3 separate regions of the Homo sapiens genome follow, and regions 2 and 3 are each linked to region 1. Evidence: chromatin contacts called from ENCODE Hi-C or POLR2A ChIA-PET data. All regions are on one chromosome and are shown on one strand. The core of a region is the stretch at or near the end of the contact, and the rest is flanking DNA. Distances in the headings are between cores, read along the strand shown. Region 1 holds the start of FOXK2 (forkhead box K2). Region 2 holds the start of LINC01970 (long intergenic non-protein coding RNA 1970). Region 3 holds the start of FN3KRP (fructosamine 3 kinase related protein).

Region 1 (2,872 bases), core at 232-2,731:
GCCTCAGCCTCCCAAGTAGCTGGGACTGCAGGCACGCCCCACCATGCCTGGCTAATTTTTGTATTTTTAGTAGAGACGGGCTTTTACTATGTTGGGCAGGCTGGTCTTGAACTCCTGACCTTGTGATCCACCCGCCTCGGCTTCCCAAAGCACTGGGATTACAGGTGTGAGCCACCGCGCCCGGCCACAGGATTTTTTCTTTTTAATGTTAGGAGTTTCATTGATTAGTGAACATCTGGACTATTGATCATCTTGATTTAGATGGGATCTTGTAATTTTTTAAACGGTGGCGAAATTCTTTTTTTAAAAACTTAGTATCAGATTGGTTAAGATATTAACTATTCGTTCATGAGAGTTCATATATATATAGTTCATATATATATAGTTCATATATGTATATAGTTCATATATATAGTTCATATATATATAGTTCATATATATATAGTTCATATATATATATATAGTTCACATATATATAGTTCATATATATACATATGAGACGTAGTTTCACTCTTGTTGCCCAGACTGAAGTGCAGTGACGCGATCTCGGCTTACTGCAACCTCCACCTCCCAGGTTGAAGCAATTCTCCTGCCTCCGCCTCCCAGGTTTAAGCAATTCTCCTGCCTCAGCCTCCTGAGTAGCTAGGACTACAGGTGTGCACCACCACACCCGGCTATTTTTTTTTTTTTTTTTGTATTTTTAGTAGAGCTGGGATTTCACCATGTTGGCTAGGCTGGTCTCGAACTCCTGACCTCAGGTGATCCGCTCGCCTCGGCCTCCCAAAGTGCTGGGCTTACAGGCGTGAGCCACCGCGCCCGGCCTCGTGTATATTTTTAAACTGTGTGCTGACGACAGTTAAGTAAATGTGATTCAGAACTTCTGCGTATTTTGCAGGACAGTTTTGACACAATGACATGACTCGCTAGCCAGGAAAGATAACGACATCCAGTCCTGGAGCTGCTGGTTAAAAACGAACGTGTCACCGGGTCCCCTGGGTCTGAGGCCACGCGGCACGCGGCCCCTCCGCGATATTCCCGCACCTCGCGGGGAAAAGGCCGCTCGGCGGCCGGGCCTGGGCTCGCGGGCCGCCGCCTATCCGCACCCCGGCGTCCACGCCGGGTTGGGGGCCGCTGCGTGCCTGGCGCCCGCTGTGACCTTGGGCCTGGTCCCGCCCGCCGCGCCTAAGGCGCTGCCAGGCCGGGCTCAGACCCCCGAGCTCCCGCGCCCGCGCCAACCCCGCGCCAGCCCCGATCCCGCGCGGGCTGCCGACTGTCCGCCCCGGGTTTTCCGCGGCGCCCGGAGTCGGGACTGCGTCGGGCGTCGCCGCCGGACGTGCCGGCAGCTTGGTGCGACGTGTCTTGCCATTGGCCTGCTTCGGTAGCCCCACTGCCGTACGCCGCCCCCATTGGCCGGCGTAACCGTCCGTCAGCGAGGGGCGGGCCCGGCGTGCCGGCTCGGTGGCGCGGCCGCGCGTGCTCCCGCCCCTCGCCGCCGCTCGCTCGCTCGCCGGCCGGCGGCCTCCGCTCGGCCCCCTCCCTCAGCTCCGGTGCGCGGCGGCCGACGACCCGCGCGGCCTGGGCCTCGGCCCGCGCCACCGGCGCCCGCGCGGAGCGGCCCGGGGGCCCTCACGCAGGCCCATGGCGGCGGCCGCGGCGGCGCTCTCGGGCGCGGGCACGCCACCCGCGGGCGGCGGGGCCGGGGGCGGCGGGGCCGGGGGCGGCGGGTCCCCGCCGGGCGGCTGGGCCGTGGCGCGCCTGGAGGGCCGCGAGTTCGAGTATCTGATGAAGAAGCGCTCGGTGACCATCGGCCGCAACTCGTCGCAGGGCTCGGTGGACGTGAGCATGGGCCACTCGAGCTTCATCTCCCGGCGCCACCTCGAGATCTTCACGCCCCCGGGCGGCGGCGGCCATGGCGGGGCCGCTCCGGAGCTGCCGCCCGCGCAGCCCAGGCCCGACGCCGGCGGCGACTTCTACCTGCGCTGCTTGGGCAAGAACGGGGTATTCGTGGACGGCGTGTTCCAGAGGCGCGGGGCGCCGCCGCTGCAGCTGCCGCGCGTGTGAGTGGCCTCGGGGCGGGGCGGGCGGGGTCTGCGGCCTGCAGCGCCTGGCAGGACGGGACGGGACACGCGCCCAGGCCCGGGACCACCCACGAGCGGGGGCCCGACTCTCCCACAGCCGGGACCACCAGCGGGACCCAGGCCCCGGCTGGATCCCAACCCTCGACAGCCCCTGGCCCCGACCCCCGTCCTCCCGGTCCCCTTCCTGGCAGGTGCAGCCCCCCGTCTTTCCCCCTTCCTGGAGCCGGGGCTGCGGGCGGCTGCGCGCGCGGGTCAAGGTTTCTGGGTTCTGTGCGTGCGGGGAGTTCACGTGTGCTGTTTCTATTCTGCAGCGAGGTCGCGCTGAACAGAAATGTGAAAACGGTGTGCGGTGGGAGGAACTGCCCCGAACTAAAATCTATGTCTCTTAACCGATGAAGGGTTGTCTGTTGTCTTTTGTTGTTGTTGTTGTTCAGTCGTTTTCAGTAGTGAGCTGTTTCAAGAGTGCGGTGTTTTAAGCAGGAAGGACTCCTTTTTCCCTGCCGTGTTTTCAGTAGGCCAAATTGGAAGACGCTTCAAGCATGATGGATTTTCAATCTGTGCTCTGAACCTTAAAATTTAGGGAAAACTAGATGCTTTTCGCATAACTTCTACAAAAAGACAGTTGATTAGGAATTATTACAAGGTCATGTAGAGTGTTAAGTCAGCCTGATAGGGAACTGCCTATCCTGCTACAAAACAATTTAGCTTGGTCCTGTGGTTTTATGAAGTTATCGTTTACTCTGCTTGAAACACAAACTTGCTGTCTAGGAAATGCTAATTATTCCTCAGGGGCT
Region 2 (2,872 bases), core at 134-2,633, 230 kb before region 1:
CTTCTGTTGAACGGTGCAGGGTGGGGAGGCCTGGGCTGCACTGGCCACACAGTCCCCTCAAGAAGATCTTCTACGTGAAACAAAGGAGCACTGAGCGAGGGGAGCTCTGCTCAGAAAGGACCATCTTGCATCACTGAAATTGTGGGAAATGATAACAAAAAATTGAAATGTCGTGAAGAAACACACCAATAAGACCATTTTTAAATATACAGAGGAAGCTAGAAAATACAGAAAGAGGAACCATTCGGACAAGATACTCAGGAAATATCCAGGATTGTTATACCTAAAACAGCCCTCACTGCCCCCCTCCTGGCAGCGCACCTGAGCCCGGAGCCTGCCAGGGACAGCTCTGAGGAGCCAGGCAGGGCCAGGGATGGGCTCTGAGGGGCCAGGCAGGGCTAGGGATGGACTCTCGTGCCTGCCTGCTTGAGGCTTCCTTGGTCAGAGCGAGCGATGCCACCTTTAGGATGGCCAGAATTAGCAAATAAAAATATGGGATGCCGATAAATCTGTACTTCAGATAAACAATTTTTAGTACATGCCCAACGCGGTAGAGGTAAATCTATAGGGGCTGAAGCAGATTTGCTGGGCCGTGGGCAGGGTGGGGAGTGAACGCTCATGGGCACGGGGTTTCTTTCTGGGGCAACAGAAACGGTGTCACATGAGATAGTGAGCATGGCCGCCCATCTCCGAATATACGGCAAAGCCATAAGCTTTCAATAAGTGAATTTCACAGTAAGTGCATTATATTTCAACAAATCTGTTTTAAAATCTTAACTGAGCCGGGCGTGCTGTCTCAGGCCTCTAGTCCCAGCTACTCTGGAGGCCGAGGCGGGAGGATCGCTTGAGGCCAGGAGTTCAAGACCAGCCTGGGCAACATAGCGAGACCCCATCTCTACAAAAAACACGTTAAACAAAAACGTTAATTGGGCGTTCCGTGTTGTATCCAGCAATCCTAACCGCCCTCCGTCCCCGCGAGCCCCAGTCCTTCCCCTGCGGCTGGGCTGGGTCCCCCGTCCCGGGCGGTGAGGGCGCCCTGCAGGCGTCCACAGAGCTGGGCTTCCGTGGCGGCAACCCTAACCCCAGCGCCACCTGGTACGGCCCGGCCCGCGGGTCCCTCCGGGTCAGGACGCAGACGCGCCCGCGGCGGTAACCGGGGGCCCGGGGGCCTCGGGCCCACCCCGGCCAGACCCCGGGGAGGAGCGCAGGACACTGCCCGCGCCGGGACTCGGCTGTTTCCGATCCTCCCGGGCGTCCTTTAGGAGACTCATTCGCAGCCGACGTTGCGGAGGCGCAGGAAAAGGGCGAGCAGGTGCCTCAGGGACACCACTTCCAACCGCACGCCGATCGCCGGCTCCACCATAAATAGAAACGGGTGGTCTCTAATTGGCCTAGCTCTAATTGGCCTAGCTGTTGTCACGTGCTCTCCGATGGCCCAATCACTAAGGCTGGACGATGCTGCACTGTGAATGGCCAGGCCCGAGTCATGTGCCCGGAGAGGGCGGGGCTGGGCCCTTCCGCTCGCCGCGTCTGGCGATCGCGGCTACGGAGACCCAGGAGGGCCCGGCCAGGAGACCCGCTCTCTAGAGCGGCGAGGGCAGGGGTTGCTAGGGCGCCGGGGTCGAACCCGCGCTTCCTGCAAGTCTTAGGGCCGCATCCCTGCCGAGGCGGGCGTTGGGAAGGGTGGGAGATGGGAAGGTGCGGTGGTGCGGGGAGGGGAGGGCGCCGGGAGGGGTCGGAGAGGGGTCGCGGGTTTTGGGGCTGCGAGGAGGGAAGGAGGGAAGAGGAGGGAAGAGGAGGGCAAGGGGAGGGGAGGGCGGGGAGGAGAGAGGGCGCGGGCAGGGGAGTGGAGGGCGCGGGGAGGGGAGGGCGCGGGGAGGGGAGGGCGGGGAGGAGAGAGGGTGCGGAGAGGAGGGCGGGAAGGAGAGGGGACGGGGGGAGGGAGGGGACGGGGGGAGGGAGGGGAGGGTGGGGGAAGGAGGGGAGGGGAGGGTGGGGGAAGGAGGGAAGGGGAGGGGAGGGGAGGAGAGGGCGGGGAGGGGAGGGGAGGGCGCGGGCTGCGGGGCTGCGGGGAGGGAGGGGCGGGTTCAGGGCTGTGGGCCCCGCCCGGGGCACCGCCTGGATCAGGCCTGAGGCCGGCTGCAGAGAACTTGGGCACCGCGGACCAGATTGCTGGTCACCAGGATGAAAAATAAAAAAGACCCAAACAGCTCCCCCGACCCCGCCTTCGCGCAGGCCCCTGGCGTTCTGCTCAGGGGTTTTTGTTTAATGAAGAACGTCAAACATCTGGCAAGGTCGGAATGATTTTGCGATGAGCACCGCCTGGATTCTGCGGTGAAAGCGACTGTGTGCGCGCTCACGGCCTCGCCTGTCCCTGCATCAGCCCATCTCGTCAGGCAGATCAACATGAAGCTGTAAAACGGATGACTTAGGCCGGGCGTCGTGATGGGCGCCTGTAATCCCAGCTACTCGGGAGGCTGAGGCAGGAAAACCGCTTGAACCTGGGAGGCGGAGGTTGCAGTGAACCGCGGTTGCACCACTACACTCCAGCCTGGGAGACAGAGCGAGACTCCGTCTCAAAATAAATAAATAAAACATATGACTTAGGTATATACGCATGGGGGGAATCCTCGTAAGGCAAGAACGTGCTGCACATTCTGGGGACTGGGACAGGATAAGCACACGAGTAGATCTAAGTCACTGGAAATACCTGGTTTTGCTGTTGGAGGGGGGCTTGCAGGTGCTCGTTATATTATTACGCTGTTGTAGTAAAACGATGTTAGTTACAGTATTAAATTGCAAATGTCAGTATCCATCACCGCCAAAACAGCGTGCATACCACTAGCATATGATTTTTGTAGTTTTTTAATGT
Region 3 (2,872 bases), core at 249-2,748, 200 kb after region 1:
AGCATACAGGGAGTGGTTCACCCACTCCACCGCCTTTGGAGCACCTTTTAATTCTCTCACTCTTCTCTAATGTGTTCCTTGATTTATCTATTACCATCTGCGGATTTTCATCTGTTCTTTTTTGCCTTTTTTTTTTTTGAGACGGAGTTTTGCTCTTGTCACCCAGGCTGGAGTGCAATGGCGGGATCTCAGCTCACTGCAACCTCCGCCTCCCGGGTTCAAGCGATTCTCCTGCCTCAGCCTCCCGAGTATCTGGGATTACAAGCGCCCGCCACCACGCCCCGCTAATCTTTTTTGCTTTTTAAAATTATGAAATGCGGTATACACACAGAAAAGTGCGTGAACACACACATATGTACCATTTAATAGATAGTTATAAAATGATCCGCCCGCCTCAGCCTCCCAAAGTGCTGGGATTACAGGCGTGAGCCACCGCTTCCGGCCTCAGGAGAGGATTCGTGTTTGCTTCTCCCAACGTCCAGGGAAGCGACATTTCCTATTTGCTTTAGACTAAAATCTATACTTGAATTTTTTGTTTACTGTAGGTAATATTAACTAGGGTTGCAGTCCGTGGAGGGCCGACTATGCGAACGGTTTCTATGAACCATCCTTTGCTGAAGGCTGAAACCTCTTCGTCCCCTGGGAGAGTTCCTATTCAGGCCTTCTTGTAGTTAGTTCATCCTTGTGTTGACAGCTGTATTAGGGTTCTCCAGAGAGACGGATCCAGTAGGATATAGACGTAGATCCAGGACAGGAGATGGACTGGGGGAGCTGGCGTTTGCAATTACGGAGGCCGAGAAGTCTGTGAGCCGGAGACCCCGGGACTCGGGTAGCCGGGCTCAGCCCAGGTCGGAAGGCCTCAGAAGCGGGGAAGCGGATGGTGTGGCCCTCAGCACGACCCACCCCAAATCATGCCTTGCCAGGTTTCTGGGAATTCCTGGTCCAGCCCAGCTGGCACCTGACACTGGCCGTAACGGCAGGGCCACTGTTAGCTGTTAGCCTCAGGGCCCCAGGTTTAGGGGCGGTGTCTCCGTTGCACGTGCACCCCGAGCGCGCCCGCCACTCCCCACATCAGGAGCTCTGTTCCTCGGGTTCAGCAAACGCCCGGGCGAAAGCAATCTTAACATTCTGGGCTCCCGGCACCCAGACCTTGGGCTGATGCCCCTTGCTAGTGGGTCAGCTCTTTAGAAAATATATTCTAACTATTTCCATCAGCATTTCCACTTATTTTGTGCAGGAGAGTTGAACCCAAACCGTCTGGGTCGGGGTCGGTCAGGCCCCGCCCCCTGACGTCATCTCACCCCCACCCAATCCCCCGCGCCTACCTGCCTCCCGGCCCCTCCCCTTCCCGCCCCTCAATCCCAGCGCTCATCTCTGCGGCCACGCCCGCCCCTTCCCGCCACCCAATCCTAGCGCTTGTCTCTGCGGCCGGGCCCCGCCCCCACCCGCCCCCCGCCCAATCCTCGCGCGGACTCATGTTTGCCCGCTCGGCCGCCGTCTCTCGAGTCTCCGCCAGATCCGGGGCGGGTCCGCGGCCGCGGCGGGAACATGGAGGAGCTCCTGAGGCGCGAGCTGGGCTGCAGCTCTGTCAGGGCCACGGGCCACTCGGGGGGCGGGTGCATCAGCCAGGGCCGGAGCTACGACACGGATCAAGGACGAGTGTTCGTGAAAGTGAACCCCAAGGCGGAGGTCAGGCAGCGGGTCGGGCGGGCCGGGGGACCGGTTTCTTTCCGGAGAGGGTCGCGGGCCTCGGCGCGGGGCGCGGCCTGGGCTTCTCCCGCCGGAGGCCGTGGGTGGCTCTCCCGGGACTGCCGCCGCCGCCCCTTGCGGGGAACCCTTTGCGCGGGGCGAGCGGTGAACGGGGGCGGCGGAAGCGTCCGGGGCGTCCGGAGGAGTTTGCACCTGCGGGGAACTGTCCGGAGCAGGAACCGCGGCCGCCCCACACCTCCTGTTCTCCGTGAACTTTCTCTCGGGGGCGCTACGTGAAATGGGGCGGGACTGGCTGCTGCAGTCTTGCTCCCGGGGTTCCTGCCCTGCGGTGCTGGTTAAGTGGGGTCGTTCTAGCCGGGGAAGCTGCTTAAGTCCTCAGCTTAAGTGACTCTGGAGGTGTCCATCCCCCGTGAGCCTCGGTCAGTACGTTGTGAAACGGGGCGAAGGTGCTGCCCCCAGGCCAGCTGCTGCGCCTCACCACACCCTGGCATGCTCTGTCCTTCTGTTAGACTCATTCTCGGGCCGGGCGCGGTGGCTCACGCCTGTAATCCCAGCACTTTGGGAGACAGAGGTGGGTGGAGCGCGAAGTCAGGAGTTCGAGACCAGCCTGGCCAACAAGGTGAAACCCCCGTCTCTATTAAAAATACAAAAATTAGCTGGGCGTGGTGGCGGGCGCCTGTAATCCCAGCTACTCGGGAGGCTGAGGCAGAAGAATCGCTTGAACCCAGGAGGCAGAGGTTGCAGTGAGTCGAGATCGCGCCACTGCACTCCAGCCTGCTGGGTGACTGAATGAGACTCCGTCTCAAAAAAAAAAGAGTGTTCCTAGCAGCGGTGACATGGCAGCTGTGGTGGGGCTCTGAGGCTGAGGAGGTGGGGACTCTGAAGAACTGAAAGAAGGATGAAGACAGCTGGAAGTCAGGAGCACGAGGAGAGTGTGTGTGTCTATGTGTATGTTGTGTGTGTGTACGTTGTATGTGTGTATGTTTGTAATGTTTGTATGTTGTGTGTATGTATTGTGTGTCTGTGTGTGTGTAAGGGTGGAGCCCCAGGTGAGGATGGGAGAGTGGGCAGGGCAGTGGTGTGTGTCTCAGGAGAAAAAGAAAGGCCGCTGGCCCTGACCTGTTCTGCGGGGATCACTGCTGTGTATGTTGTGTGTGTGTGT

The links. A loop is a pair of places that touch in the nucleus more often than their neighbours do. ChIA-PET counts read pairs that join two places held with the same protein, here RNA polymerase II (POLR2A). Pooled maps may share reads with other maps.
Region 2: a loop to region 1 is called in a pooled map, with 4 times the contacts of the local background. The contact joins the promoter of LINC01970 here to the promoter of FOXK2 in region 1. A Hi-C loop is called at or near these places in 1 of 168 maps with a recorded cell type or tissue (GM12878), 1 of 37 single-sample maps with no recorded cell type and 9 of 50 pooled maps. POLR2A ChIA-PET finds 5 or more read pairs at or near these places in 10 of 52 experiments (CD4-positive, alpha-beta T cell, CD8-positive, alpha-beta T cell, GM10248 and 7 more).
Region 3: a loop to region 1 is called in a pooled map, with 23 times the contacts of the local background. The contact joins the promoter of FN3KRP here to the promoter of FOXK2 in region 1. A Hi-C loop is called at or near these places in 1 of 37 single-sample maps with no recorded cell type and 9 of 50 pooled maps. POLR2A ChIA-PET finds 5 or more read pairs at or near these places in 3 of 52 experiments (A549, K562 and activated T-cell).

What each region holds. Positions count from the first base shown.
Region 1 is chr17:82,518,251-82,521,122 of GRCh38, forward strand. FOXK2 (forkhead box K2) reads left to right here and starts at 1,482. Exons shown (of 9, transcript NM_004514.4): 1 at 1,482-2,057. The coding sequence starts at 1,639. RefSeq lists silencers at 902-1,561, 2,012-2,191, 2,272-2,321.
Region 2 is chr17:82,291,431-82,294,302 of GRCh38, forward strand. It overlaps LINC01970 (long intergenic non-protein coding RNA 1970), which reads right to left and starts at 1,384. Exons shown (of 2, transcript NR_135639.1): 1 at 1,093-1,384; 2 at 1-133. RefSeq lists silencers at 980-1,029, 1,070-1,319 and an enhancer at 2,076-2,185.
Region 3 is chr17:82,715,208-82,718,079 of GRCh38, forward strand. It overlaps FN3KRP (fructosamine 3 kinase related protein), which reads left to right and starts at 1,499. Exons shown (of 6, transcript NM_024619.4): 1 at 1,499-1,689. The coding sequence starts at 1,549. It overlaps LOC101929552 (a long non-coding RNA gene), which reads right to left and starts at 1,046. Exons shown (of 2, transcript NR_136400.1): 1 at 360-1,046. RefSeq lists silencers at 1,316-1,555, 1,576-1,655, 1,736-1,825.